Linked DNA regions of Homo sapiens: all the other regions are linked to region 1. Evidence: chromatin contacts called from ENCODE Hi-C data. All regions are on one chromosome and are shown on one strand. The core of a region is the stretch at or near the end of the contact, and the rest is flanking DNA. Distances in the headings are between cores, read along the strand shown.

Region 1 (4,890 bases), core at 867-3,366:
CACAGAACGTGGTATAACCATTTAATATACTCATTCAAATATTTATTAAGTATTTATTAGGTACTGTAGACATAGTAGTGAACATGTTGATATATAATAGCAATGAACGTAGAGTCATCACATTACAGACCATACATTCTTATAATGGGAAGCAGAAAACAGACCCATACAAGAAAAATAATTAATGTGCTAAGTGCTATAAAAAGAATTAAATACATACCAGATTAAGAAGTGACTTTGTGTTTACCTTTTACTGGATAAACAGAAGAAGCCTCTCTGAAGTGGTGATATTTAAGTTAAGATTTTCACCAGCCAGGTAAAGAGTAAGGGAGGAGCATTATTGGCAGAGGGAACAGTGAGTGCAAAGCTCCTAAGGTGAAATGAGCTTGCAATGTCTGGGAAAGAAAAAAGGCCACTGTGGAATAAATAAAGTGGGTGAAAGAGGGATATGAAGGCAGTGAGATATGTAAGAGTGAAATCATGAAAGGCTTTAAAACCATGGTAAGGAGGAGTTGTTTGTTTTTTTTTTTCTACATGTGATGGGAGACCAATAGAGTCTTTTACTGGGGAGGAACAGAGTCTGACTGCAGTGTGGTGAAAGGAATGCTGGACCATGAGTTGAGAACTGCTGCCATAGCCCAGTTGAGATGATGGCACTGAACTAGCAGTGGCAGAAAAGGGACAGGGCTAGAGGGATGATGGGAATTCAGAGTTTGGTGATGGACTAACTGTATCTTCGAGATGACAGAATTGAAGGATGAGTCTTTTGAGACAAATTTGACAATATAGCTTTTAAAAATATAAACTTACCTCTTTCATAAACTGTTCAAACTCTTCATCTAGCTCTTCTTGGGAACAGTTAGCCATAGTCAACAATTTTGACCTCCCAAAGTAAACATTCTAAAGTACCTCAAACATTGGAAACACTAAATGACAAGAGACATAAACATCTTTTGAGGAAATCCATCAGATCATGAACACGACCAGACTTAAACTTCGGACATTTGTTATGATTCAGTATATATGCACAATTTTTTTTAACCAGTAAGAGCTGGTCAAGAGATTCCTAATTCATTAAGCAAACTGATTTGGAAAAGCAGCTTTGACAGGATGTCTTGTACTCAACGTTCAGAATTATGTTTTCATCTGTTAACATCCAATTGTTAAAGAGTGGTCTCTACAATATTTCCCAAACCTATGTTTGTGTGCATGTGTTAATTAGTACCTCTCAAACACAAACCAGGTCCTCACAGGGAATCTTAAAAACTGTAAGTTAGCAAATCCAAAGGACTGTTTCTTTCTTGCAAAGCACACGACAGTTTGTGCTGCCTTATCACTCGGCTCGTTATTTTACCAATCCATAGTAATAGTTTCGTAAAGCAGACTGCATAGTTTCGTAAAGCAGACTGTATCCAGATACGGGGATGTTTCAAAATATACACAAATAGAATTTAGTAAGAATTAGTAATTTAGTCAAAATACTTAAAGAATACTTAAAGTTAATGGAGTACACAAATCAGTACTATGTTTCTTTTGAAGCGAGGGAAGACCGACAAAAATTATGTGCTGAACACAAGCAGAATCCAGTGATTTGCAACGGAAAGCGTTCCCCTAGACACCTAATGAACCCAACCTTGGGTCGACCCCCAGCTCCTGAACTCCCTAGAGCAGCTCAAATCCCAGCTTTCTTCTGTAGAGATGGGGGAGGGGAAGAGGGCTTGCAGACCCGGACAATACCCTCCCCATCGTGCAGAGTAACACCTCTTCCCCTCATTTGCACTTTCGATCAGTTCAGGGTAAGTGCGGTTAAGGTCTTGGCCTGAATAGCTTGGTCAGGGGTGAGCTCCACTAAAAGCTTCTCAAGCCTGGCTGCGACCCCGTCCCCAGAAGCGCGGGTTCGGGAATTGGAGGGAAGACAAAGACGCATTTGCCGTGGGCTCCGGGCGGAGAAGGGGAATGACCTGGAAAATTAAAGCCCTTCGCTCGAGTATGAAGCACGGCCTCGACCAGGGCGATTTGGGTGGGAAACCAGCGTTCACACCTTACCACCTACCTCTGCCTCTGAATTCCGCGCTTTCCCGGAAGGTCTGTGCGGGTCCACCAGTTGTCAGGGTAACAGACTTCAGCTGCCGGGTTCTGGAGTCACATGACCCGGGCTGGTCACGTGGGCCGTGGGTTTCCCAATGCCTTTACAAGCGAAGGTCGGAATAACCACGGCTGAGAAAGACACTCTAGTGGCTAAACCTTCGCTGCTGCAGTAAAATGCCTTTCCTTCCCTGGCTTTCTCTACGTTCCTTAGAAAAGGGGACAGCGGCAAACCGGTTACTGGAGAAGCGAGACGGAGGCTTCCAGCAGGCTTGGAGGGCGCGGTGGTTGTAGGCCAGCCCGTGGCTTTCTGGGAAATGTAGTTTAGCTCCCCTGGTCCTTGTGTTTCCGCACTCCGCATCGTCGCCTCCCGCCTTCCCCACACTTGTCATTCGAGCGCTCTGTTTTTCCAAGGGGCAATTTTGAAGAGATTGAATTTCTTGGATTTCTTTGGCCTGCAAAGACCTGTGTAGGCATTGTGAGAGAAACACAAACCTGTGAGGAAAAAAACTGTCGTTTAGATGGGGACTCTGTTCCACCACCTAGTGGGCAAGAAATCGAAAATACGCAAACAGCAAGATTCTTATTAAGTTATTGCTCCTCCCGCTACCCCTACTTTTCAAAACTGCATTCTTTACTGGCATTTCACAATTACTGACTTGGATTTTGTTTTCTATTTCTTTTCTTTTTTTCAAAGCATGCAACATTAGCTGGAGTTTCAGAGGACAACATTTAGCATAGTGTAAGTAAAATCTACAACAGCTGCAGGTTTTGCTGATGGTAGACTTAGTTCAGGACCTCATCTTTAGCTAGAACTGTTTATTCATCAAGTCTTTCTTGCAATACAAATATGTACAAACCAGGAGCTGTGGACTATGATGCAAATATGAATAATAAAAGAAATATCTTAAGCTACCATTTATTGAGAAGTTGACTTCCTGCCACCTTCTATCAAAGACTTACCTTCCCACATATGATCTAGAGCCTTTACCCATTCTTCTTCTCACTGATCTTGTTCCACTGGTCATTTCCCTTAATCCTGTATCTTCGACTTCTGGCTGGCTGTGGGATTTTTCCTAACAGCATTTGAACATGCCTTGAGATCCCCACCTAAAACATCACTTCTGACACATTCTCTTCATGCTATTATTTCCCAGTGGTTGAAATGATCTGTCTCCTCACCTTACTTGCCAATCTTTTCTGAGGAATTATTTCCACTTTACCTCCCTTTTGTCAGACCTTTTAATCCTGTCTCTGTGTGTGTAAGTGTACATATATGACAGCGCTTTATTTGATCTCCCAATACTATTTGATACACTTGTCTCCTCTCTTTCTTGGTTTTTCTTTCACATTTATAGCCTCCCCTCAAGGGTTTTCACTGTCTCTGTCTATCCTAGCTGACCTCTAAATGTTAGAATTTCTTTTCTTTTCTTCTTTTTCTTTTTTTCTTTTCTTTCTTTCTTTTTTTTTAATTTCTATTTTTTTGAGACGGAGTCTTGCTCTGTCACCCAGGCTGGAGTACAATAGTGCGATCTCGGCTCACTGCAACCTCCACCTCCTGGGTTCAACTGATTCTCCTGCCTCAGCCTCCCGAGTAACTGGGATTACAGGTGCCCACCACCACACCTGGCTAATTTTGTGTTTTTAGTAGAGACAGAGTTTCACCATGTTAGTCAGGCTAGTCTTGAACTCCTGATCTGCCCACCTTGGCCTCCCAAAGTGTTGGGATTACAGGTGTGAGCCACCGCGCCTGGCCAATGTTAGAATTTCTTAGGGCTTATTTCTGGACTCTTATTCTGTCACACTTCATGGTACTTCCATACACCTACTCATTCAAGACAGAAATCTGGGAGTTCCCTCTCTCCCATATTTTATTCGTCAAGACTTGTTGGTGCTACCTCCAAAATGTGTCTCTATTCTGTTCATTTTACATCTTAATTACTAATGATAGAGGCATCTTTTCCTCTTGTCTGAGCTGCTTCATTAGCCTTCTAACAAGTTTCTCTATTTCTACTCCTATCCTCGTCTAACCCATTGTCTACACAATAGAAAATGTGATAATTTGAAAATGTAAATCAGGTTACTCCATTGCTGAAAATCCTACAATGATTTCTCTCTGTATTTGTACTAAAATCCAAATATCTACAAGGACTTGCATGGTATGGTCGGCACTATTCTCTTCTACAGCCTCCTCTCACCCCCACTCACCAAGGCATGCAGAATTATTTGCAGCTCTGGTACAGAGTTCAGTCCTATTGAGGTTAGAATTGGAGCTTTGGTATAAGGAGTGGAAGATGAATGTTACTGTGTCTAAAGAGTGAATAATCATTTTGTCTCTATGCGTAAACCTACAAAACTTATGCTTATAGGATCCAAGAGTTTGTTATGCTGAATTGTGGAAGGGATGTCACTAAATTTTTGGTACTGAATTGAATTGTTATACATTTTTCAAAATAATAGTCATTAAAAGAATGATTAATATTTTTTGAGAGTTTACACTGTGCTGTATACTATTGTATTCATTTTTATAAAATGAATTGACCTCATGACCCATAATTTAAAACACCATTTAATACTAGCTCTCATCATAAATATATATCTAAAATGTCAATGAAATGGCTACTTTAGTAGTTAAATCACTCTGGGTAGCATCAAAGTTTCCTACTTTTAGATTCTCCATAATTGTTACAGGTTTCTCAATCATTATGTGTTTCTTTTTGTGTTTCCTAGAATGATATGAAATTTGATTTATATTTGGTGTTTATCCAGCTCTCTAGTGAGGTTCTAGAGGGGGAGACTGTACCT
Region 2 (4,968 bases), core at 60-2,559, 4.7 Mb after region 1:
AAAAAAACTACAAGAAAAATAATTAAAAAAAACAAAAACCCGGCCAAGCGGGGTGGCTCTCGCCTATAATCCCAACACTTTGGGAGGCCGAAGTGGGAGCATCGCTTGAGTCCACGAGTTCAAGACCAGCCTGGGCAACACAGTGAAACCCTGTCTCCACAAAAAATAAACAAAAAAATTATGGCCAGGCACAGTGGCTCACGGCTGTAATCCCAGCACTTTGGGAGGCCGAGGCGGGCGGATCACTTGAGGCCAGGCGTTGGAGACCAGCCTGGTCAACACGATGAAACCCTGTCTCTACTAAAAACAAAAATTAGCCGGGTGTGGTGGCACGCGCCTGTAATCCCAGCTACTTGGGAGGCTGAGGCAGTGAGCCGAGATCACGCCACTGCACTCCAGCCTGGACGACAGAGAGAGACTATGTCTCAAATATATACATTATAAATATATATATACTTTAATAAATAAAAAAATTAGCCGGGTGCGGTGGCAGGAGCATGTAGTCCCAGCTACTTGGGAGGCTGAGGTGGGAGGATCCCCAGCCCGAGCAAGAGACCCTGTCTCACAAGAAAATAAAAATAAAAAACTAACAAAAACACCCTCCAGATTCCCAGTCTCAATGTGACCCCATTTCACCGCTGGGAACCGCCCCTTCCCTCCTTAACCCTCCTCCATCTCAATACTGATATTCATCCCTTCTTTCGAGGGGAAGGTTGAACCCTAACAGGTTCGCAAACTACTAAGACTCAAAGTACGCCCACTGTATTCCTGGATCCTCACCTCCTGCCACCAACCTCCTGTCTACCTTCACATTCGCACAGTTAGCCTTGCAGGAATAGTAACAAGTGCCCCCCATCCGCCGACCATCCCCTCCCGTTCATGTTCCCATTCATCCACGAAGCGTAATCCGACGGAGCATATCCCGCTCCTGAAATACCACTAATGGGCACAGAACCACCAAAAGCTGAGCTCCTCAGTCGGCCCACCCCCGGGCACGTTGGAGTGTGGGGATTCGAACGCCCCCCAGTCCAGGTTACCTGCCACCGGCTGGCCGCGCCGGGGACAGTTCAGCCACCGCGGCGGGATCTTGTTGTGAGCCATGTCTTGGGGCTGCGCAGAGCTGCCCTCCCTCACCAACGTTCACCGCGCCTTTGGAGCCGCCTCCCCGTGGTCCGGTGCACACCGGGGTCCGAGACACCCGAATCGCAGCCGTAATCTGAATTCCAACCTCTCCGATCCGGGTAACGTCAGGGGCGGCGCGCCACTTTCATTCAGGATCAACTCCACAGCTCCAGGAGAACCCACAATGCACCGCAACTTCCGCCCCCGAAAGCCCCGCCCCCTTTCCGAGGTCAGAGGGAAAGAAGAGGAAGCTCAGCGGAAGGATAGCAAAGAGTTAAGGACGCGACGAATGGGAGGAGCGGGCCTTCTCTCGCCCCACTCGGCACCGCCCCGCCCCGCCCCGTCCCGCTCCACGGACGCGCCCGGACGCTACTGGTTCGCCTTTGCGCATGTGCAATTGCCCTCGTACCGAACTCCGCAGGACGAAGCGTGTATTTTTTTCCCATCCAGACAACCTAGAGAAACCCAAAAAAGAGGGAAGCCAAGCGCCTTTCCATGCGTAGATTGCCCGCCACTTCCGTTAAGGCATCTATTTTACTGATGAAAAGAGGCCTTCTGAGCGTTACCACAGCTCAAGCTTGGCGTCCCAGCCGGATCTAGGTTTGATTTGCAATTAGGGAAAGTTGTTCAAGGGAACAAGTCTTAGGAGAATTCTAAGGACATGAGATTGGAGTACCAGAAATGGGGAATTTTTCTTTTGGTGAGTACTTACGAGGATCTATGAAGCTTCTGAAATTAATTCCAGAACACTTAGAGTTTTGTTTGTACATTTCTGGATCAAAGTTTCAAAGCATACTGGGGAGTTTGAGAGGGTCCATGTCTCCAAAAAAAGTTACTAATTAATGTGGTATAATTGACAAAGGTAGGAATTGATCAGTGGAGAACCTCTTCGTGGCGTTGTTCTCCTTGGCCTACCAAATAAACAGTGCCTTTTATTTTCCCTTCGAGTTAAGCAGAGGTGCTTGAAAAATTTTTATAAATGCCGTCCTTTAACGAGCCTTTCCTTTGTTACCAGATTAAAGTGTTAAATATAAAGCTGGATGATGGCGAATCAATTATAATGTAGTTTGGCTTTAAACACCAATGCTATATTGGAACTGCAAGAACGTAAGGCTGCAGGGAATACATTTTTAAAGCGTCGGTGGGGAACTTTCTGGGACGCTCAACCCCCTGAATGCCTGGACCCCCTCAGTAAGAGTCCCATCAATAGAGGCAGTCCAACAGCAATCTCTCTGAGGCAGCCTGAGTTAGGTCACACTTCTGGTCTGTCCTGCTGTTGCATCTGCTCAGAACTGTTAGTGAAGGTGTAAACTCCTCCCCTGACAGAACAAGATAATACCCAGTTTCCTTTAAGGCCATCAGTCTACCCAAATAATCTCCGATGAATTCCCTTTTCTGCTGATAGAGTGTGTACCATGCCCAAAGTGGTAAAAACCTTCCATCCCCAGACCCCCTCCAAGGATGGGAAAGGTGAGCCTGATCCTGGAAGAGTATCTTACCTTCCCCTTCTGGGGATGACTCCCCTTGGTGACTCCCCTTCCCACACACGCTATACCCAGTAGCTCAGTCCTAGGCACACAGAAGCTTCATACCACTGGCGAGCAACTGTTATTGGCTGTAAGGCAGCAATGTGCACTGGATTTTTATTCTGCTATCCAGTTATGCCCTCTCCATACTCATTGCCACAGAATTGGGAGGACCCTGTGGCTACCTTTTGTCCACAATAGAGAGTAGAGTAGGAGAGTGGCATCCCGATGAGCAGGCAGTTTCTCTCTGCCTGTCAGGAATGCCTTGCCTGATGTGTGTTTCTGCCTATATTGCTCCTAGTCCCAAGTTTCTACTACTCTGTGAGAAGAAAAATAGATGCTCACAGACAGACCAACATGATTCCTCCCCCGCTTCCTGGAACCCCTGACACCCTCCCAGATATGTCTTGATCTCCTCTTTATCAGATGTAGATTCTCTTCATTGGTGAGTCTTTCATCAAACATCCATTTTGCCCATAAGGAAGAGTGTGTACATGTAAAAAATAAGATTGAACGTTCTCTTTTGGCAAAAGAGAGAGATCTTATCTGTCTTCCCTTTTCCTAGGACTTTTCCTTGAGAAAAACCTATATTTATTAATCCTTCCTCTTCACTTTGATATGTAGATAAATCTTTTGTTTTTGCAGACAGGGTCTCACTTTCTCACCCAGGCTAGAGTGCAGTGGGCATGATCAGGGCAGCCTTACTGGAGCCTCAACCTCCCAAGCTCAAGCAATCCTCTCACCTCAGCCCCCAAGGAGCTGGGACTACAGGTGCAGGCCCCCACACCCCACTAACTTTTTTATACTTTTTTCGTCTGGAACTCCTGCAAGCAGCCCTCCCACCTCAGCCTCCCAAAGTGCTGGTAAGACAGCCAGGTGGGAAGGATTCCTTGGCAGAATCTCCTTTTGACCTGAGCACTGGGAGGAATGCACCCTGTGGTGGAGCCTTGGGAAATTTGCGCCATTTGCAGTGGGGAGGAGCCTGGCCCCTCCTTTTCCTAGGTGGAACCTGGGATTCAGTCTACCAGGCAGGAAGCACTCTGGCTTTGGGGAGAGTCTCTGTTTCCCTTTTTTTCTTTTTGCCCAATAAATTCCATTCTCACCCTTCAAGGCATCTGTGAGCCTAATATTTCATGGCCATGTGACCAGGACCCAGCTCTTAGCTGAACTAAGGAGAAAGTCGTACAACAGCTTTGGCACCCAATGTGGGGCTTGAGAAGCGGTTGAGTGACACGGGGACTCAAAACTTTTCACTGTCATTTCTAAGCCTTTTCATGCGTGGACTTCTGAGGGTAGGGAAACCATGCCCCCACTCCCATCGCTCCCTGGGGTCAGGGGCCTTTCCATGGCCTTTGCCTTCGTTTTTTGGGAAGGATAGGCAAGTCGCAGCTCCTCATTCCCTCTCCCCTCCCAGCTGGGGCTGGGGAATGCCACATGTCCACAGCATCTTCCCCTTCCCTGGCCAAGGCTCAACTCCATCTGATAAGCTTCTCTCCCTGGTAGAGGAACCATTTGCCTAAGAATAAAAGGTTTATTCCCCCAGGCATCCTTTTTTCTTCACCCCATCAACAGTTAACTTTTAAACCAGATGTTTTTTTTCTTTTTCACTAGGCTAGGAATGATAAGGATCCCTGTTTATATTCTCCTTAAAGTTTGGTTGTGAAAAAGGATCTTATGGGGACTGGTTTTCTTCTGCCTGTCTGTGTAGCTATATATATGTTGTGTACATGATGTCTATGAAAAGAGCTCAAAGGCCAGGCACGGTGGCTCACACCTGTAATCCCAGCACATTGGGAGGCTGAGTCAGGCAGATCACCTGAGGTCGAGAGTTCAAGACCAGCCTGACCAACTTGGAGAAACCCCATCTCTACTAAAAATACAGAATTAGCCAGGCATGGTGGCACATGCCTGTAATCCCAGCTACTTGGGAGGCTGAGGCAGGAGAATCACTTAAACCTGGGAGGTGGAGATTGCACTCCAGCGTGGGCAGCAGGAGCAAAACTCCATCTCAAAAAAAAAAAAAAAAAAGGAGCTCTAAGGCCAGGTGTGGTGGCTCATGCCTGTAATCCCAGCACTTTGGGAGGCCAAGGCAGGCAGATCATTTGAGAGTCAAGAGATTGAGACCAGCTTGGCCAACATGGTGAAACCCTGTCTCTACTAAAAATACAAAAATTAGCCAGGTGTGGTGACGTGCCTGTAGTCCCAGCTATTTGGGAGGCTGAGGCAGGAGAATCCCTTGAACCCAGGAGGCAGAGGTTGCATTGAGCTGAGATTGTACCACTGCACTCCAGCCTGGCCAACAGAACAAGACTCTGTCTCA
Region 3 (4,597 bases), core at 1,841-4,340, 3.1 Mb after region 1:
GATAAGAAAAAAGTTTGGGTCTGCTTAGGATGCAACATAATAATATTTTATAGCCTTCCAATTGTTTTTAGCTACTGCAGTAACAGCTTTTTAATTGAAATTTAACTTATTTTGTCAGAAGATTGCCTTGTAATACCAGTTGTCAATGAACTTTTAAAAATTAAACCTCAAGCCAGGTATATACCTAAAAGAAAGGAAATCAACACATCAAAAAGATATCTGCTCTCCCATGTTTACTGCAGCACTATTCACAATAACCCAATTTAGATGCAATCTAAGTGTCCATCGACAGATAAATGGATAAAGAAAATGTGGTACATATACACAACAGAGTACTATTCAGCCATAAAAAACAATTTGCAACCACATAGATGGAACCGGAGGACATTATTTTCAGTGAAATAAGCCAGGCACAGGAAGACAAACTTTGCATGTTCTCACTTATTTGTGGGAGATACAAATTAAAACAAAAGAACTCATGAAAATAGAGTAGAATGATGGTTACCAGAGGCTGGGAAGGGTAGTGGGGATGGGGGGAGTGGGAAATGGGGATTTTTAGCGGGTACAAAAGTATAGTCAGATAAAATGAATAAGATCTAGTATTTGATAGCACAACACGGTGACTACAGTCAGCAATAGTTGATTGTACATTTAAAAATAACTAAGGGTATAATTGGAATGTTTGTAACATAAATGATAAATCCTCGATGTGGTGGATACCCCATTTACCCTGATGTGATTATTATTCATTGTATGCTTGTACCAAAATATCTCATGTACCCCATAAATACATACACATAAATATTAAAAATTTTTAAAAATTAAACCTCAAATCAAATGTGAAGTTAATTTGGCTTGGGAGAAAAAGTTTTAAATTCGAAACATATTTACCAAAGCTTTACATAAACCCATGCCAAAATATTGGTACCTTCTATTCCAACTATTCTGTTCATTTTAATATAACTTGTGTAAACCAGAAAGTCTATGAGATAGGTCTCAATCAATTTAGAGGTTTATTTCACCAATGTTAAGGACCATGGCCTGTGACACAGCCTCAGGCAGTCCTGAGAACATGTGCCCAAGGTGGTCGGGCTACAGCTTGATTTTATACATTTTAGAGAAATGGAAGTTACAGGCAAAGACATGTATCAATACATGTAAGGTATACATTGGTTTGGCCCATCTCAAAGCAGCGTGGGGGTGGGCTTCCAGGTCAAAGATGAATTCAAAGATTTTTCACATTTTCAATTAGTTGAAAGAGTTAAGCTCTGCCTGAAGATGTGAAGCCAGCTGGAGTTAAGGTAAGCGGGGGTGTTGTGGCAGCCAAGGTTCTCCTTATGTAGATAAAGCCTCCGGGTAGCTGGCTTCAAAGAATAGATGTGAATGTCTCTTATCAGACCTTAAAAGATGTCAGACTCTCTGGAAAAGACCTAGTAAGGGGCCAGGCACAGTGGCTCACGCCTGTAATCCCAGCACTTTGGGAGGCCGAGGTGGGTGGATTGCCTGAGGTCAGGAGTTCGAGACCAGCCTGACCAATATGGTGAAACTCTGTCTCTATTAAAAATGCAAAAATTAGCTAGGCTTGGTGGCATACACCTGTAGTCCCAGCTACTCGGGAGGATGAGGCAGGAGAATTGCTTGAACCCAGGAGGTGGAGGTTGCAGTGAGCCGAGATCATGCCACTGCACTCCAGCCTGGGTGACAGAGTGACACTCCGACACTCCATCTCAAAAAAAAAAAAAAAAAAGATCTAGTAAGGGAAAGAGATTTTCTATAGAATGTAAGTTTTCCCCAACAAGAGACAGCTTTGCGAGGCCATTTCAAAATAGTCAAATAAATATATTTTGGGGTAACATATTTTTATTTCTTTCAGGTCCCACTATGTGTCACGTGATGTTATTCCAGAGTCAGGTTGGAATTTTCTTATTGCTACAGTATATTTTACCAGTCTTACGATCTCCGTTTTAATGTTAATGCTGGTCAGTTGTGTCTAACCTCCAACGGGAGGAAGGTATAATGAGGCATATCCAACCGCCCACCCCTTCCCATCAGGGCCTGAACTCATTTTTCAGGGTTTTTTTGAGATTACCTTGGCCAAGACAGAGGTCCATTCCTTTCAGGGGTGGGTTGGTGATGGTGGTGCTTAGAATTTTATTTTTGGTTTTTGTATTAGTCTCTTCTCACACTGCTAGAAAGAACCACCTGAGGCTGGGTAACTTATAAAGAAAAGAGGTTTCATTAGCTCACAGTTCCACAGGCTGTACAGGAGGTATGGCTCCAGAGGCCTCAGGAAACTTACAATCATGGTGGAAGAGGAAACAAGCACGTCTTACCGTGGTGCAGGAGAGAGAGAGAAAGAGAGAGAGTGTGAAGGGGGAAGTGCTACACTCTTATAAACAAACATCTTCTGAGAACTCCATCATGGGAATGGCAAGGGGGAAGTCGGCCCCATGATTCAGTGACCTCTCACCAGGCCCCTCCTTCAACACAAGGGGGCTATTATTCCATATGAGATTTGGGTGGGGACACAGAGCCAAACCACATCAGTTTTCACGTGTATCCCAACAAACTTAAACATCAGCAAAGTATGTGCAAACCAGCATCCCTATATCTATTCTTGTCTCAACTGCACCTGCATACATCCTGCATCTTGGACTCTCAAGGCCCTAACGTAATGGCAGAGTATTAACTCTACACTTAAATGACTGTTCCCCTAAAGTAGGGGTAGGAAGAAATCAGATCTAGCTTTCTTTCCCAAATCAGAATGCTTTCCACTTTCATGAAATAAACATACTTCTAGGAGATGTCTCCTTTTATTTATACAAACATACACACCGAACTGGAACGTAATTTGAAGTTGGGAGGTGGAAAACTAAAGGTCAAAAAGGGAAGAAAGCAAAAACGTCCCTTGCACACTTCAGCCCGCAGACCCCAAGGAGGGGCGCGAGGTCCTCAGAACCGGAAAGGCTAGCACTGGATGGGTCCCCGCAGCCCCGCGCCGCTGCGCCGCAGCCTCCGGAAGACAGGGGACGCTGTGGCGCCGGGCGGGGCGCCCTCCGCCGCTCTCTCTAGCAGGCGGGGCGGCGAAGCGGGGCGGGGCGTCTCGGGCGAGGAGAGGAGGTGACCCCGCGAAAGGTAAGCGGCGGCTTCGGTGGTGTTGAGTGGCTGGGCGCCGGCCTGGAGGGGCCAGGGCGGCCGCACCATCACGCTCCCGTCTCTGCCCTTCCCAGCTGCCCTGCCGGTCTCCCTCCCAGGGAGGGAGCGTCCTCTCGGATAGCCCAAATCTTTGCCTCTCCGTGGACTCCCTGTACCCGCACCCCAAGTCGGTGAAGCTCTCTGGCCCCACAGAGCCCATTTCCCGTACTCACCTTGCGGGCTCCAGTTTGTTCGGTGCTTCATCCATGGACACCCCCACCCCGAGAACTCTCTCGTTTCCTGCAGTTTCTTAGTGTCTTGGCTCACCAGACTCATAGGGGAACATGGTGGTGTTTTGAGGAGACGCCGCTTTTCTTTTGTCATAGTGCGGACACTCGTGCTTTTTCAGCCCTGCAACACAATGTGTAGAACTTAACGGAATGAAGTTTTCTTTTGGAGGCTTCCAATGCGTCTGTCTTTGAGTAAGCCTTCGGCACCGAACAGTAGTCCATGACATTGGGGGAAGCCAGATGAGACTCAGATTGTCAGTACTCAGGCTGTCGCCAGCAAAGCCTTTCCCCTTTTTTCAGAGACAGTACTACATCCAAGAGGTGGAAAGATACTTTTGTTTTGTTTTGTTTATTTATTTATTTGTTATTATTATAAGTTTTAGGGTACATGTGCACAATGTGCAGGTTAGTTACATATGTATACATGTGCCATGCTGGTGCGATGCACCCACCAACTGGACATCTAACATTAGGTATATCTCCCAATGCTATCCCTCCCCCCTCCCCCCACCCCACAACAGACCTCAGAGTGTGATGTTCCCCTTCCTGTGTCCATGTGTTCCCATTGTTCAATTCCCACCTATGAGTGAGAATATGTGATGTTTGCTTTTTTGTTCTTGCGATAGTTTACTGAGAATGATGATTTCCAATTTCATCCATGTCCCTACAAAGGACATGAACTCATCATTTTTTATGGCTGCATAGTATTACATGGTGTATATGTGCCACATTTTCTTAATCCAGTCTATCATTGTTGGACATTTGGGTTGGTTCCAGGTCTTTGCTATTGTGAATAATGCCGCAATAAACATACGTGTGCTTGTGTCTTTACAGCAGCATGATTTATAGTCCTTTGGGTATATACCCAGTAATGGGATGGCTGGGTCAAATGGTATTTCTAGTTCTAGATCCCTGAGGAATCGCCACACTGACTTCCACAATGGTTGTACTGGTTTACAGGCCACCAACAGTGTAAAAGTGTTCCTGTTTCTCCACAGCCTCTCCAGCACCTGTTGTTTCCTGACTTTTTAATGATTGCCATTCTAACTGCTGTGAGATGGTATCTCATTGTGGTTTTGATTTGCATTTCTCTGATGGCCAGTGATGGTGAGCATTTTTTCATGTGTGTTTTGGCTGCATAAATGTCTTCTTTTGAGAAGTGTCTGTTCATG
Region 4 (4,694 bases), core at 886-3,385, 3.2 Mb after region 1:
AAATATGGGGTCTCTTTAAGATCTTGGATCTGATTTGGCACACCGTTGCTTCACCACAACCTATTGGCCAAAGCAAGTCACATGGCTAAATTCAAAATCAAGGATTGGGGAAGTATACTCCACCAAAGTCCATGGCAAAGGTGTGGATGCTAAGAGGCATGAAGGATTAGGGAGAATAATTCAATGTAGCACAAAACGCTAAATAATACTTCCAAAGTCATACCCATTGTAGCAGTCAGGGATTCAGTTTGGCTGAATGTAGCAAAAAACCCAAATAATAGTAGCTTAATAAAATAGGAGTTTATCTTCTCTCATGCAAAGTCTGGAGATAGCCAGTCAAGAAGCTGATAGGGCTGTTCCATGACGTTACCAGGAACTCAGGTTCCTTTTTCATTTTTGTTCCACCATCCTTAAGATGTGACCCTCATGTTTATGTTCACAGCAAGGCTGCTGGAGCTTCAGCCAGCATATTCTCATTTCAAGTAGAAAGAAAAGGAAAGGCAATAGACATAAAATGGAAGTGCTTTCCCTGACACCTCATCCAGTGATTACACTTACATCTCATTGGCTAGACCATGTCACAGGCCACTCTCACTGAGAAAGAGGTTGAGAGATTTTTTTTTTTAAAAGAGAACACTGTCATTCCCAACACAGGGTTAAATTAGTAACAGAAAGAGAAGAAAACATTGACATTAAGTAGGAATTAACAGTATCAAACATACTTCAGGGAGTATTTGTGCCAGGATTTGCCCATTAGTTTAAAACTATACTTAATATGATGGTATTATTCTTACCATCTTAAAAGATATTTAATATTCTAATATATAATATATGCTCATGGAAGACATTTTGGTAGCTATCTTAAAGTATAAAGAAGACAAATCAGCCATAAGCCATTACAAAGTTACAACCACTGTTAAAATTTTGCTATCTCACCGTCCTTTGGTTGCTTTACCTTGTATACTTACAGTATATTTGTATATCTAAATTGGGTTCATTCTCTACAAATAGCCAGTCTCATCTCCCTTGTATTTTTAAATTTTGTTTTATAGATCATAAGACAATATATACTCATTATGGAAAAATCTAGAAAAAACAGAAAAGTATAAAGAAATAAAAGTAATTTACCTATAATTCCATCCTTAGATCTAATTGCTTGCTGTGATTTTGAAAAACTGACCTACACTTTTTGTGCATTATATGTATGTCAATATAGTTTAAGTCATATTATATAAAAATTTCGCATTTGGCTTTTAACAAATATAAGACAAACACAAGGTTTTTGTTAACATAATTTTAAATACCTGCCTGATATTTTACTTAAATAACGTGTTTAGATTTCTAAGGCTGTGCTATTATAAATCTTGTTACTCTGAACATCTATTTTTACACAAGCTTCTTCCACATTCCGGGAACATTTTCTAGAAGGCGGAAATAAAATTGTGTTATATTATGATGTATATTCTTGAGTTTTTGTGTTGATTCATTTCCTAGTAATCAGGGAATGTCCTTAAGCAAAGCATATTCTGCATATTTGTTTGCAGTTTGAGAAAAATTACTGTTTAAAAATAAAACCTTGTTGTTTGATGCTCTCCTTCTAATGAGTATTTAATCCTTTTTCACACTTTCACGTCTGAAGGTGGGCCTAACGATATTATCGTTAAGGGATAAAACCTCATTATTTTGACTCGGACACTAATGTGTTCTTATCATGTGCTTCTTGAATGAGCAGTTTTCTCTTCGGGCATCTTGGAGCGTTCTGTTACAGACTTCCTTTGAACAACGGGACATGAAATAAAACCTCGATACTTTTTACTTTTGTTTTTTAAAACTAGATACTTTTACAAGAACTCTATTTGCCCAGGATACAGCCCTTCCGTTTTCCCAGCCTCTCCAACTGGCTCCTCCCTCTCCCCCACCCCGCTTTCAAAGCCGCCTCATCATTCCCACGCTAGCAAGTTAATATCCTTATTTACGAGAACTTGTGTTTCACAGTCTTAACCACGGAGGTTAAGATGTCTCTGCCTGAAATTCCTTTGTTTTTAAAGTTTTTCCAGCCCATCTTTTGGGGGAAAGACCCTCAAAGTGGGACCCCGCCCCACCCCCACCTGGCCCCGCCCCCTCTGGTCCGGAGCCTTCCATCTCCATGGTTACGCGGCGGTGGCTGCGAGCGCCCAACTGCTCCGACCGTCGCGGTGAGGGCCCCAGGACAGAAGCAGACAGACACGGCTCCTGCTGTCGATTCCGATCCAGGTCAGCCTACTCGGGGCTCCGCGCCCTTGACCCGGAGGCGTACCCCGCCAGGCGGCGAGCTTGGGGCGGCTGGCGGAGCTCGGGCGGCTGGAGGACCGCGTCCTGCCTCGTCGAGACTTAGCTCTCAGTCTCGATCCTTTAGGCTGCGCCGCCGCAGAGCTGGAACAGCGGTCCATTCCTGCCGGAGGCGCCACCCCAGGGCTGCAGGGCTGCCCTCTAGCCTTTGCGCGGGTGCCTGAGGCCTCCCGCTTCTGTTTCGCTCCACTGGCTACCCCAGAAGCCGGACCTCGGGAGACTTAGTAATTGGAGGGTGGGTGCAGGGAAGGTGCTGAGCCGCGTCCCTAGCGACCCGGCAGCGGCGCGCATGCGCACACAGATCCGGAGCGCGCACACAGATCCGGAGCGCGCACACAGATCCGGAGCGCGCACACAGATCCGGAGCGCGCACACAGATCCGGAGCGCGCACACAGATCCGGAGCGCGCACACAGATCCGGAGCGCGCACACAGATCCGGAGCGCGACGGACTCTCCCACTGACTGGCACTTGCGCATGCGCTGCCTGTGATCTTGGAGTACTGATTATAAGCTGTTTTAAGCGATTCCCTTAAGCCGCGCACTGTTGTAACCACTAAAAACAGGACTAATTTAGTCCTCACACCTCTGGAAAGAAGTGAAGCAAGTGCCCAAGGTCTCACAGCTGGACAGTGGTCGGGTCACCATGGAATCCAGGCAATCTGGTTTCACTGGACAAAATGCCTAGTGCTTCGTACTCATCCATTGGAAAGCTAATAATGCTGAGGAGTTGGCTTTATCTACCTGATATTGCCTTTGTTATACTCTACATGCCAACTTCCATTGTGCTTAGTTACTGATATTCAGGAAAATCAGAAAACTCGATCAAAACCTACCACTTTTTCCTTATAGTAAATGCTTTTTTTTATCGAGAGTCTGAACTCTATTTTAGATGTGCGGAAAAGATCATTTTAATGATCTGAGCAAGAATTGTTTTCCAAGATTCTAGTACAGTTCTGAAGGGTCATTTAATGAATGTGGTGGAATAAGCATTTCTCCTTTTAAAGCTGTACTCTTGGGTTTCTCATTAATTTTACCTCCCTCCCCTACAAATACTGCTTAGCCTTTTTTTTTTTTTCCTGAGACACAGTTTCGCTCTTGTTGCCCAGGCTGGAGTGCAATGGCACCGCAACCTCCGCCTCCCGGGTTCAAACGATTCTCCTGCCTCAGCCTCCCAAGTAGCTGGGATTACAGGCGTGTGCCACCACTCCCGGCTAATTTTGTATTTTTAGTAGAGACGGGGTTTCTCTGAGTTGGTCAGGCTGGTCTCGAACTCCCGACCTCAGGTGATCTGCCTGCCTTGGCCTCCCAAAGTGCTGGGATTACAGGCGTGAGCCATCGCGCCCAGCCTGCTTAGCCTTTTTTTTTTTTTTTAATTAAGAATATCATGATAGGAATATATGTTTAGTGACCATAATTTAAATAATTGAAAATGTTATTTATCAAATGTTTCAATTATTTGAAATCCCAATCGTTGTCTGTCTTCAATAAAGTCCTTCATTTTTAAAAATAATGAAAAACAGGAGAGGCCTAGATACTAATAAAAATGCTAATAAGCTAATAGATGATATTATGACTGTTTACAAATACAATATTGCAGAAATCAAAAGAGGAAAAAAATAAATTTGCATAAAACCACGGTTTTTTTAAAAAAAATTGTTGTTTTATTTAGCCAGAATGCCTCCAACTCAGGCCGAAAGTGTTATAAGGAGTATTATACGAGAAATAGGACAAGAATGTGCAGCCCATGGAGAGATTGTTTCTGAAACTCTGATTGCTTTTATGGTAAGAAGAAATATTTTTGTGATTACTGTTTTATTAAGAGGTTTTTTAAGATGTGGTGTCCATTTTCCCCTTTAAATTCTGTGAGGCTTTCATAAATGTTTTTCAGTTGAAGCATAACGAGATAATTGGACAAATTTGTGAAAACATTTTTAAAAAGTTTATAGAGCATGTGAGTTCTAGATTTATAGAGACATTTAGAAGACCTTGATGAGTTTTGGAAACATCAATAATGTTCTCCTGTGTGGGAATTTTTTGACGTGTATTTTTGTTTGCCGTTGTTAAAAATTACTCATTGCTGTGGTTTCTCTGTTCTTGCTTTTGGTTAACAATACACAATAAAAATACAATAAAATATGCCATAGTTTCCCAATTGAAAACCTAGCCATTGCTTTCAACTTATTTCCCCATATAACTTTTCTAGCACCATATTCAAGTTTGATGTTTGTTGCTTCCTTTTTTCAACCTCTAACAAGGGTACTGATGAGTTCAGTAATAAGAAGAATAGTTGGAAAACCAACCCCAACGTAATCAAGAGGTAGTTGTTTAAAAAATGGAAACATATTAAGCTAATAATATGAAATAA
Region 5 (4,925 bases), core at 213-2,712, 5.0 Mb before region 1:
TTAAATGAGATAATGCAAGTCAAATTCTGCACAGCGTGAGGGACACAGTATGTGCACAACAAACTCTAAGACTTTTAAACACTTTCAATTATTTTTAAAAAGTGGGGTAGGAGACAAGTTTCTACCCAATTTTTAGTAATAACATATAAGAAGGGGAAAGCTTTTGAATTTTTAAAACTTCAGTATTTTAAAATAATGCAGTCACTCTCACACACAAATTAGTCCATGGTCTTTGATAAAGCAAGACATTAGGTGTAATTTTGCTTCAAATTTAATACCCACACTCGTTGACACTGTTGGAAACACTGAGGCTGGCGGTGGGAGGGTGCAAAGCACTTGCTTAGGAACCAGCTGAGAAATCCTCACTGATTTCTCAGGGAGGAGGAAACCTTTCCCTTCCCTCCCCGGGACAAGTCGAAGCCCCACCCCGAGGGAGATTTGTGTCCCTGAATGTAGTAGTTGGTGTCCGGGGCCTGCGCAGAAGAGGACAGTCCGCAAGGGGCGGAAGACAAGACAAAAATGACTCCAGTTCGCTAGACGCGCAGAGGGGCGGATAGCGCGCGGACCCCGCCTTCCCCAACCGAGTGTGGGTTCCAGTCGCTGGGGAGGACCTGGTGGCCCCCTGACCTTGGACGAGCCATATTGGACGCCCCGGCGCCGTCCCGTCTTCCACGCTGCCAACTCCACCGCTCCCGCCCCGAACTGCGGGTAGGTCCAGGCCGCCAGGCCCCGCCTCGCCGGCCCCAGCCCTGATTGACACTGGAGTTGGTACATACGGGTCTGCAGCGGAGGCGAGCAGGAGGGTGAGCGCTATTTTAAACATGGCTTTCTCTTTCCCTTAGCCTAGGAGCCACCGCAGCGCACCCAGCCCGCGAGTACAGCCGCATGGGAATAATCCCAACATTTGCCTGATTTATTTTCTTCCCTCTCCTTACGCTTGTACTTGTTTTTCTCCTCTCGCTGTTTTCCCTTCACACTAATTCGCAACCTGGCAGTTTGCAAAGAGGAAACTCCCTTTCGGAATGGAAAGCCGCTTTTGCTTCTTGTTGTTGGGGGTGGAAAACATTCCAGCGAGAATGAGTTCAAAAAGAAGGGAAACCGCGTCACTGGAGAGAAAGTAACATTAAGAGATCGATGAGGACGGAGTGGGTAGGGGGGACAGAGAGAGGAACGTCTGCAACAGGCATCTAAAAACAAGCGTGGAGGAGCAAAGATTCCCAATCCCCGGGTTACTACCGCGCGCGTTCTGCGCGAGCCATTGCAATGCCAGCATTTACTGTAAGCAGAATTTGAAGGCTTTTGAAATCTTTTTTTGGTAAGACTTACCTTTCTCTTCGGCATAATGACTATGTCGGTGAAGCAAAAAGTAAAGCAACGGACTGGAACTGCTGGCGCCGCCGCTGGATGCTGCCTCTGCCTCTGCAGCTGCTCACGCGCAGGGCACGACGTAGCCCGGCCTCTTCGACCTGCACCTCCGCGGCTCCCTCTGGGGGCCCTCTGCTCGCCTCCCTGCTGCTCCAATGAGGAGCCCCGCCAGCCGGCCGCGAGGCCCCATTGGCTGAGGCAACGTTCTAAATTCCACGAGGGCACGCCCACCTCCGCGCGCGGTACGCGCTGTTGTAGTTTCCACTTCACCGAAAAAAATCTGCCTGGCGACTGAGCATGCCCAGTTCAACTAGTAGCCTCCAGGCCACACAATCCTGAAGTTTCATTGTTTCGCTGCTCTCTCTTTGAGATTGTAAGAATAAGAACAGTGTGTGTCTTCATAGGAAGGAAAAAGAGTAAGAATGAATACGTAAACTTTATAATGTAAATATATACACAGCAGGTACCTTATTCATTTCCTACCCATAAAGGCTTTTAATGAATGTTACATGGTGGGAATCTGTAAAGCGTGGGAAGGTACTCTGTACTGGAAGAGCGTGGCAACTTCTAAAGGCCTCAGTTTCCCCCCCTAGATATATAGTGACAACAGTCCCTAAAATCACTTAGCTCTAATTTTCTGAAATCTGTGATTATAAATCACTCACTAATTCAGCTAACTTCAAACTAGATGTGAAGACGAATAGGACATGTTTGTTACGGAAATTAGGAAAAGAAAGAACAAGGCAAAAACTGATTATTTTATATTTGAGACATATATTTGAATGACACCCGTCATGTTACACTTTATGCGTAATATTTCTCAAAGTTCTGCAAGGCATAAAATGAGCATTGCAAAAATATTTCTGAATTCATTTTATGAGACCAGATTTACTCTGATACCAAAACCAGTGAAAGACTTCAAAAGAGAGTTACAGACCAATATCACTCATAAACATAGACACAAAAGTCGTGAACAAAATTTTAGTAAATGAAACTCAACAACATTTAAAGGGACAATACATCATGACCTGTGGGGCTTATCTTGGGAATGCAAAGCTGCTTTTTTAATATCTGAGAATCAATCAATGTAATTGGCAGGATTAATAGAATAAAGGGGGAAAAACAATCCTTTCAGCAGATGCAGGAAAAGCGCTAGTGAATGGGTAAGCAAATTGTGATGAGCACATGCAGTGGAATACTATTCAGCAATAAAAAACAATAAAAAATTTTCCTACATGGATGAATATCAAAAACAAAGTGCTGTACGAAAGAAGTCAAATACAAAAGACCACACTGAATGATTGCATTCATATGAAATTATAGAAAAAGCAAAATTGGGCAAAGTTAGTTTCAGAATCATCTTAGCAGGCAAAGCTCACATCATAGGAAAATGTGTTGAAGCCTTACATTACAAATATGGCCAAATCCACTTTGGTAACACAGAGGCTGCAAATATGTATTAAAAATATCATGTATTAAATATGTATTAAAAAAGCAATGAAGTTTAATATTTCACTTTTTCTTTAGTAATTTTCAGAATACATTAATTGATCTAGTACTCTCCAGAGGTGGTTGATTACTTTCTTTTTTGGAACATCTTTATGAACTCATGGATTTTTACATATTTGGTGTGCATCAGTGTATTGCTATCATTATTATTACCTTTTTAATGCTCCTATTACCACATCTTTAGCCAATGCATACCCTTTCAAATTAGTGCTTGTGTCCTTTTGACATGATCTTAATCATTTTTGATAGATTCCCTGTTCTTGGGCATTCAGTGAATGACAATAGTATACTGAAACGAATTAAGATAAAAACCAATTGCTTAGAGCTAGATAAAAATTTACAAGTTAATAATTTTATCATTAAAATAATATTTATAATGAAGATGTCTTTCAAGATATTAATTTGCCAAATACTTGATAGTTAAATAAAGAAAAAGTCAGTGAAAACATTTTTAGTAAGATATGTGTGAGAAGGATACTGAGTAGCACTTGCAATCTGGACTGGATGGCTATTTTTCTTCATGGAGATGGAAAGGTGCCACAACAAAGGTAGTGCTAAGGTGAATATTTCTCCTCTGTGATGAAAAATAACTCACAAAATTGGCTTCTTTGTTAATTTTTTTTCAAAACCAAACACTCAGATCATCAACAGCAAACAAAATTGTGAATGTTTTTACTGCACACAATAAAAATGCTACGATGAAATTGAAGCTTGCTTGTTGGATGAAGAAAGCTGATTGTGAGGACCTCGAGTTCTTGGAATCTTTAGTTCATTTACAAGTTATGAAAATAACAGCTTCGGTTGAAAAACAACAGCATTGCTTATCTTTCCTTTGATGTAGATTGCACCTGGCTGAGCACTACTCTAGGAAATGAAGTGTTCTCCCTTGTACCTTTAGTAGCCTTCAAGATCTGGGAAAGTCAGTGCAAACCTCTACTGGTGGCCCTGGAGGTAAGAAGAGTAGGCAAAGAGAATGATTTAGCAGGTAGCTAGAATTCTAGGTTAAGAGATAAAGACATCTGGGCAGAAATGAGGGTGTCACATAGAAGACAGTGAGGAGGTCAAGCTGGTAAGAAGTACAGACTCATTTGTTTATCAATATATTCCACTGAGCATTTCTACTACTTTGGAATATCAGCCTCTAAGACAGTAAAAGTAGGATGTATATACTATCTTAGCTAAGGTAGACCTGGATAAATTAACAGAGTTACTGACTGAGACAGAAAGAAAAAAAATAGTGAACAAACTTGTTTTCCAATTCCAGCTCCTCTCCTCTTTTGTCCTACTCAAAACTGTTGGAACTGTACACCTACTTCACATTTTTCAATCAGCAGGGCAAAACCATTTATAGTGTCATGACTATCATTAAGGAAAAGAAAGAGACAGAGACATTGACAGACACACACACGCAAACACACACACAGAGAGAGAGAGAGAGAGAGGGAGAAGGGAGAAGGGAAGGCTAAGAAAAGCAAAGAAAGGGCCAAGCATAGAAAATAGCAGAGTATATATGGTAAAGGTAAGTAATGTTTCATAAGATAATTGTTTCTATTTTCCATATGTGCTCATATAAACACATACACAACACAGATATGTATGTGTGTATGTTGGATTGTGACATGAAATATATTTTTAGTATGGTCTTGGTCAAAAAAATTGAATGCCACTGCTAATGAATGTTGTGGATCTTTGACATTCCGAAAAAAAAATGCTTAATATTAAAATTTTTTTTTTAGAGGTAAGATCTCATTCTGTTGCCCAGGCTGGCATGCAGTGGCACAATCATAGCTCACTGCACGTCAGACTGCTGGGCTGAAGAGATCCTCCTGCCTCAGCCTCCTGAGTAGTTATATAGGTGCAAGCCACCACACCAGGCTTGAGAGGAAGTTTTCAAGGGAAAGAATGACTTGCAGATCACCTCCTTCTTGAACTGTCCCTCTTTTCCTCTTTCAGGCAGACACAGGCAGGGTCCCTTAGGCTTTTGCTGTAAGTAATGACAAATTACTGGAGAAGTCAGATCCAGAATGTACATATTGTTGCTTTTGATAGTT

The links. Hi-C counts contacts between places; a loop is a spot of excess contacts on that map. Pooled maps may share reads with other maps.
Region 2: a map of CD8-positive, alpha-beta T cell shows a loop between it and region 1 (14-fold over the local background). The contact joins the promoter of RNGTT here to the promoter of CEP162 in region 1. A Hi-C loop is called at or near these places in 2 of 168 maps with a recorded cell type or tissue (CD8-positive, alpha-beta T cell and naive thymus-derived CD4-positive, alpha-beta T cell) and 8 of 50 pooled maps.
Region 3: a loop to region 1 is called in a map of CD8-positive, alpha-beta T cell, with 10 times the contacts of the local background. The contact joins the promoter of SMIM8 here to the promoter of CEP162 in region 1. A Hi-C loop is called at or near these places in 2 of 168 maps with a recorded cell type or tissue (CD8-positive, alpha-beta T cell and naive thymus-derived CD4-positive, alpha-beta T cell) and 5 of 50 pooled maps.
Region 4: a loop to region 1 is called in a map of CD8-positive, alpha-beta T cell, with 12 times the contacts of the local background. The contact joins the promoter of CFAP206 here to the promoter of CEP162 in region 1. A Hi-C loop is called at or near these places in 2 of 168 maps with a recorded cell type or tissue (CD8-positive, alpha-beta T cell and naive thymus-derived CD4-positive, alpha-beta T cell) and 7 of 50 pooled maps.
Region 5: a pooled map shows a loop between it and region 1 (21-fold over the local background). The contact joins the promoter of HMGN3 here to the promoter of CEP162 in region 1. A Hi-C loop is called at or near these places in 2 of 37 single-sample maps with no recorded cell type and 8 of 50 pooled maps.

What each region holds. Positions count from the first base shown.
Region 1 is chr6:84,225,527-84,230,416 of GRCh38, forward strand. It overlaps CEP162 (centrosomal protein 162), which reads right to left and starts at 2,117. Exons shown (of 27, transcript NM_014895.4): 1 at 2,054-2,117; 2 at 811-926. The coding sequence starts at 867. RefSeq lists enhancers at 1,530-2,030, 2,031-2,531, 2,433-2,592.
Region 2 is chr6:88,962,309-88,967,276 of GRCh38, forward strand. It overlaps RNGTT (RNA guanylyltransferase and 5'-phosphatase), which reads right to left and starts at 1,310. Exons shown (of 16, transcript NM_003800.5): 1 at 1,038-1,310. The coding sequence starts at 1,101. RefSeq lists enhancers at 1-655, 1,010-1,389 and a silencer at 1,373-1,607.
Region 3 is chr6:87,319,498-87,324,094 of GRCh38, forward strand. SMIM8 (small integral membrane protein 8) reads left to right here and starts at 3,091. Exons shown (of 4, transcript NM_001042493.3): 1 at 3,091-3,135. It overlaps GJB7 (gap junction protein beta 7), which reads right to left. Exons shown (of 3, transcript NM_198568.3): 2 at 3,369-3,546. RefSeq lists a silencer at 2,913-3,202.
Region 4 is chr6:87,405,837-87,410,530 of GRCh38, forward strand. CFAP206 (cilia and flagella associated protein 206) reads left to right here and starts at 2,136. Exons shown (of 13, transcript NM_001031743.3): 1 at 2,136-2,253; 2 at 3,999-4,111. The coding sequence starts at 4,004.
Region 5 is chr6:79,233,220-79,238,144 of GRCh38, forward strand. HMGN3 (high mobility group nucleosomal binding domain 3) reads right to left here and starts at 1,463. Exons shown (of 7, transcript NM_001201363.2): 1 at 1,327-1,463. The coding sequence starts at 1,341. HMGN3-AS1 (HMGN3 antisense RNA 1) reads left to right here and starts at 455. Exons shown (of 2, transcript NR_040671.1): 1 at 455-708; 2 at 843-3,581. RefSeq lists enhancers at 1-791, 792-1,581 and a silencer at 739-788.